Linked DNA regions of Homo sapiens: region 2 is linked to region 1. The links are chromatin contacts, found by Hi-C in ENCODE. All regions are on one chromosome and are shown on one strand. Each heading gives the region's core, a stretch centred on a gene start or an enhancer-like site at or near the end of the contact. The rest is flanking DNA. Distances are from core to core; before and after follow the strand shown. Region 1 holds the start of DMAC2L (distal membrane arm assembly component 2 like). Region 2 has its middle 20 kb from the start of MAPK1IP1L.

The links. A loop is a pair of places that touch in the nucleus more often than their neighbours do. Pooled maps may share reads with other maps.
Region 2: a map with no recorded cell type shows a loop between it and region 1 (6-fold over the local background). The contact joins the enhancer-like site here to the promoter of DMAC2L in region 1. A Hi-C loop is called at or near these places in 1 of 168 maps with a recorded cell type or tissue (ascending aorta), 1 of 37 single-sample maps with no recorded cell type and 2 of 50 pooled maps.

The regions. Positions count from the first base shown.
Region 1 is chr14:50,310,908-50,313,607 of GRCh38, reverse strand. DMAC2L (distal membrane arm assembly component 2 like) reads right to left here and starts at 1,284. Exons shown (of 6, transcript NM_001382507.1): 1 at 1,219-1,284. It overlaps L2HGDH (L-2-hydroxyglutarate dehydrogenase), which reads left to right and starts at 1,379. Exons shown (of 10, transcript NM_024884.3): 1 at 1,379-1,597. The coding sequence starts at 1,458. RefSeq lists silencers at 900-1,129, 1,190-1,319.
Region 2 is chr14:55,070,758-55,073,457 of GRCh38, reverse strand. No RefSeq gene overlaps it. Among named protein-coding and RNA genes, the nearest start is that of MAPK1IP1L, 20 kb to the right of the region's middle. RefSeq lists an enhancer at 1,125-1,244. Within about 2 kb of position 1,422, at least 14 of the 41 ENCODE cell types and tissues checked have a DNase peak (open chromatin) inside an H3K27ac peak, as active enhancers do; they include ascending aorta, where a contact is called at or near this core.

The DNA.
Region 1 (2,700 bases), core at 35-2,534:
GGAAATCCACAATTACCTCACAAAGTTGAATAACCATCTCTTTTTTTCATCTGTGATGGAACAAGCAGGCAATATTCTACATTGTTTTAACAAATAAAGCAAACTATGTACCACTGTTCTGGTGGTAAAACCCTTTAACCATAATAAATGTCATCACGTAGCAAATGCTTCACTGTGCTAAACACCTGCTGACCTTATCTCGTGTAATCCGCTCAACGGCCCTAAGACTAGGGAGACACTGCTATCATTCCTAGTTCACTGAGGAGGGTCTGAGGCAAAGAGGTGAAGTGATTTCCTGGAGCTACCTGACCAAAGACTGGAACCAAGATTCTTAGAGGCACACGAAGTCCTTCTGGTAATAAATCTGTATAATTCTATTTGTTATGTTCAGCTGTCCTAACCCTAAAAATTAAAAACTGCCATCAAGCATACAGAATGAGTGTTAGCAACACCGGCACAGTGACAATTTTAAAGAGTTAGAAGGTCCTTTAGAGATTACACAGCCCATCGCCCTCATTTTTACATAAAGGGAATCAGGTGAAGTGACCTGCACAGGTGAGTCGCTGCTCAGAGACCGCACAGCACATTTAAAACTGTATCTCGGTTCAGTACTCAAGAAAAGGACACAGACTTATAAATGGTGGCAAAAACCGAGCTGTCTGGTTCTTCCGGTACCCAGTGCCGGGTCGAGTACAGAGCAGGCGCTCCATATTTACAAGACGAATCAATGACTGAATGAATAGCACCGCCAGGAGCCCCATAAAAGAAGTCCAGAAGACTGCGGGCTGTCAGTCTTCGCTGTGACAAAGAGCCTCCGTGAGGAGCGAGGATTAGGGCCGGACAGGGAGCGCCCTTCTAGTGGACGCTCGACTGGGCTGGGGCCGGGATGGAGACGGTGGGTGCCCAGGCCCTCCGTCTACCGCGGGCCGCGTGCGGGGCCGAGCGAGGACCCGGCTGGAGCTGGAGCGGGGGCGGGGCGGGGGCGGGGCCGAGGGCGAGCCGGAAGAAAGAAGCCGCAGGGCCCGCCCAAACAAGAATTTTCACCGTAATCCCGCCCAGAGTTTCTCCCACGGCCCCATGTCCGCATGGCGGTGAAGGTCGAAGACGCGCGACCCAAAGGGCCAGGTTTTCAGTCAGCCCAGCGTTGGCGACGGGCGAGGGCAGAACACAACCACCACCCTAGTCCCGCCCGGCTCGGGGCCTAGCTTCTCTACTCACAGCGTCGGAGGGAGGGAGGGAGGGAGCGAGCCAGCGTCCCCGCGTCTGCGGCACCCTGGCCGGCCCTTCGCCCTCCGACGCGCGCGCCTATTGGCCACCGCAGCCTCTCCCACATGGGGCGAAGGCGCGCCACTTCATTGGCCCCCGCGTGAGGGGCGGGGCTAAAGAGCGCGGGTCCTCGGCCGTGGAGGGTCAAGTGGCTTCTTCTGAGCGCTGAGGGAGGGGAGCGTGCGTAGGGGATGGTGCCAGCGCTGCGTTATTTGGTTGGTGCCTGCGGACGGGCCCGCGGGCTTTTCGCCGGTGGCTCCCCTGGGGCGTGCGGGTTCGCGTCTGGGAGGCCAAGACCGCTGTGTGGAGGTAGCCGCAGCGCCAGCACCAGGTGAGTGGCCGCTGGTCCTCCCCGCCGCCTGCGCTGCTGCCCCTCGCGGAGGCACCTGGTGGTGGACCTGTGCCCCTGTTCGTATTTCCCTGTCCCGGGGTGAGAGCAGGTTGGGGTCCTGTGGCACTCCAACCTCGGATCCCAGGAGCTACCAACCTGCAGGTTCATTCGTTGTATTTACGGGCCGGAGGAAAGGCAGTGTATAGAGTAGAGGTCGGGAGTAGCTCTGGCTTTGAACAACCCGTCCACTTTCTGTTGAACTCTGGGCTAGTTACTTAACCTCCTTAAAGGCTCAGTTGTGAATTGGACCTTAGTCTCTCCTGTAGGTGGTCATTTGAAGGATAAAAGGACCTAGCACACAGTATAAGCAATCAAATATGCTCTTTATAAGCTGGAGTCTTTGGCGTTGCTTGGAAGATCTGAATACAGTCTTAAATCAGTTCCTGGCACACCCCGCATAGTGTTGCCCCCGTCGGAGGCAGCTCTTATGCTAATGAAAGCCCGCAGAATTCAGTGTCCTGTGATTTATAGTTTGGACGTCACATTCGAAACCATTGTCTTTCTCTGTCCTCTGTAGAAGAAACAGTTTGTGTGAAGGCTGTAAGGCTTGGAGAGGTTTTGGCTATTTTGACGACTAGAAGGTGGGCCATATGAGTGTGACTGAAGTTTAGTGGAAGACATATGGTGTGGAATGACCCAGAAGGACTACATCACAGCAAGGTTTTTAGTTTATTTTAACCACACGTTGACTTTTATTCTAAGAGCCACGGGAAGCTATTTAAAAGGGTTTTAAGAAGAGGCTACGCTTTAGGAGGCCGAGGCGGGCGGATCGCCTGAGGTCAGAAGTTGGAGACCAGCCTAACCAACATGGTGAAACCCCGTCTCTACTAAAAATACAAAAAAATTAGCCTGGCGTGGTGGTGGGCGCCTGTAATCCCAACTACTCCGGAGCCTTAGGAGAATCGCTTGAACCTGGGAGGCGGAGATTGCAGTAAGCTGAGATCGCACCATTGCACTCCAGCCTGGGCGACAGAGCAAGACTCTGTCTCGCAAAAAAAAAAAAAAAAAAAAAAAGAAAAGAAAAGAAAAAAAGAAGAGGCTAA
Region 2 (2,700 bases), core at 173-2,672, 4.8 Mb before region 1:
CATGTGACTTATCACAAACACCAGGACACTTTTGTGGATGCAAGGGAGGTGCTTTAATAATTATACCTGGAGTCTGGGCGTGGTGGCTCACGCCTGTAGTCCCAGCACTTTGGGAGGCCAAGGTGGGTGGATCACCTGAGGTCAGGAGTTCGAGACCAGCCTGGCCAACATGGTGAAACCCTGTCTCTACTAAAAATACAAAAACCAGCTGGGTGTGGTGGTGGGCACTTGTAATCCCAGCTACTTGGGAGGCTGAGGCAGGAGAATCGCTTGAACCCAGGAGGCGGAGGTTGCAGTGAGCCGAGATCATGCCATTGCATTTCAGCCTGGAGGGAAAAAGCAAAACTCTGTCTCAAAAAAAAAAAAAAAAAAAAAATTATACCTGGCAAACAGGAACCAGAATGATTCCAGGCCATATATCCAACTGGGACATATAACCACTTGCTTAGAGCACAAGGTTGGTGGTTAATAAATATTAGGATCACATTGTGTACTCCCTGCTCCCCCCGGCATGTGAGGTAAGAGCTAATCACATTGTGTAACATTTAATCCTTAATGTTGATCACCTAATTTTTATTTTTTTGAGACAGGGTCTTACTCTGTCACTCAGGCGTGGTGCCATCATGGCTCACTGCTACGTCTGCTTCTTGGGCTCATGTGATCCTCCCACCTCAGCCTCCCAAGTAGCTGGGATTATAGGCATGAGCCACCACGCCTGGGTGATAATCTGATTTTTAAAAAAGGAATATTCATATAGAGCTACTATATTAGATGTGCATTGTTTGGGGTATGCTAACATACCTAGTGGATCTCTAGCTAGAGGGAATGAAGAATGTTTTTTCCCTCATGGTACTTTGAGCATTATTATGTTTATAGGTAAGGGAAGTGAGCACAGGAAGCTAATCAGTTGCCGTAAATCACACACCAGAGCTGAGCTCAAAGCTTAAAATAAAAACCCTAAAAAACAAATTCGTGACCCAACACTGATTTAAAAAGAAAAGTAAAAAATAAAAATACCAACTCTGCCCTGTGAATCCCCAGCAATTGTGTTGCTCGCTGAACCATGAAGGGCTGCCCTTTAGAATTTGATCACAGAGGCATCGAAGGTGGAGACTTATTACCCCTTTCAGACGAGAAATCTTATGCTGGGAAGCTGCTTTTCCTAGTTCGCACAAGTCCTCTTCATTCCACTTCTATAAAAAGCCCAAGTAAGAGTCCTAATCGTTAGTCATGCAGTTTAGTCTTTTTGTAGATTTGAGCATTCAAGAAAGGACGCAGGTGATTCATTAAGCTTAGTACTTGGGGTTTTTGTGTGTTGCAGTAACTAAGCAACAGTTAAGATATTTTAACTTAGCATGTCCTGCATTGGCACGTTTAAAAAAAGAACTGTCATGCCGTGCTTGGCAGAACCTCACTCTGACTCTTCCACACTCTGTGCAGTTCCTGTACATCTTGGCTGCCCATCCACTGCTAACAGAGACCTCTTCTGTCTCAGCTGCTCTGACAGCCTTGGCCTAGTGTGTGCCACTGCAGGGTAGCTGGATATCCATGTCTCCAATGACTGGTAACTGCAAAGGCTGGACCTGGAACTAGTGGTTTGATCATCCACTACCTTAATTCTCTCATTCACATTTTAAACCCACTCTTAACTGCTATACCTTTGAACATTTGCCTTTATGAAAACACAACTCAAGTTCTAGGTTAGCACTTGAAGAACTGTGATTATTCACAAAACCATGCATTTCAAACATAACCATTAGCTTTTTTTTTTTTTTTTAACTGAATATCCGATGAAACTCACTAAATGAAGTGTGAGAGGTCTGCTACATAACATTCAATTTAGATAGATTTGATTGTCCAGATAGTTTTGGAAGAACTGCAGTACTAGATGCCTGAACAAAAAAAATAGAACCTAGTGGATAAACTCTAAGCCTTGATAACAGAAGCACTGGTTCATTATTTATGTGGTATGACTCTGGGAATTTAACCTCTAAACAGGATCTTGCTCTGTCGTCCAGGCTGGAGTGCAGTGTAGCCTCTAACTCCGGGGCTCAAGTGATCCTGCCACCTTGGCCTCCTGAGTAGCTGGGACTAGAGGCACATGCCACCACACCTGGCTAATTCTTCAATTTTGGCTTGTGGAGATGGGGTCTTGCTATGTTGTCCAGGCTGGTCTCAAACTCCTGGCTTCAAATGATCCTCCTGCCCTGGCCTTTCAAAGTGTTGGGATTACACAGGCATGAGTCACTGCGTATCTCTTTTAAACTTGGTTTCCTTATCTCTAAAGTGGCTTTTAAATCTACGTATCTTTAAGGAAAGCTAGACTATATGACCATTAAATAAAACGACAAGCTCTGACATAAAACATAATCAGAGCAAAACTTAAAATGTTCTATTTCCTCTTTTCTTACGTAAAACTAAGTATGGCTTAGAATCCCATATGACCCAATTCTATTACACTTGGGAACCTCTGACTATGATCTAAATAAACCTCAAGTAGCAGACATGGTCATTTATAATGGTAGTTTTTTAAAATTTAAAAGCAGCAAATCTGTCCCCTTCCTGAAGCAACTTATCAGTAAGGAAAATACACGAAGTGCAGAGTGGAACTGCTCTAGGGAAAGCAGGGAGAGACTAAGCGTTATAAGCTCTACTTGGTCCTCTCCTCAGCACTGGGAAAATCAATTTTCCCAAATGAGA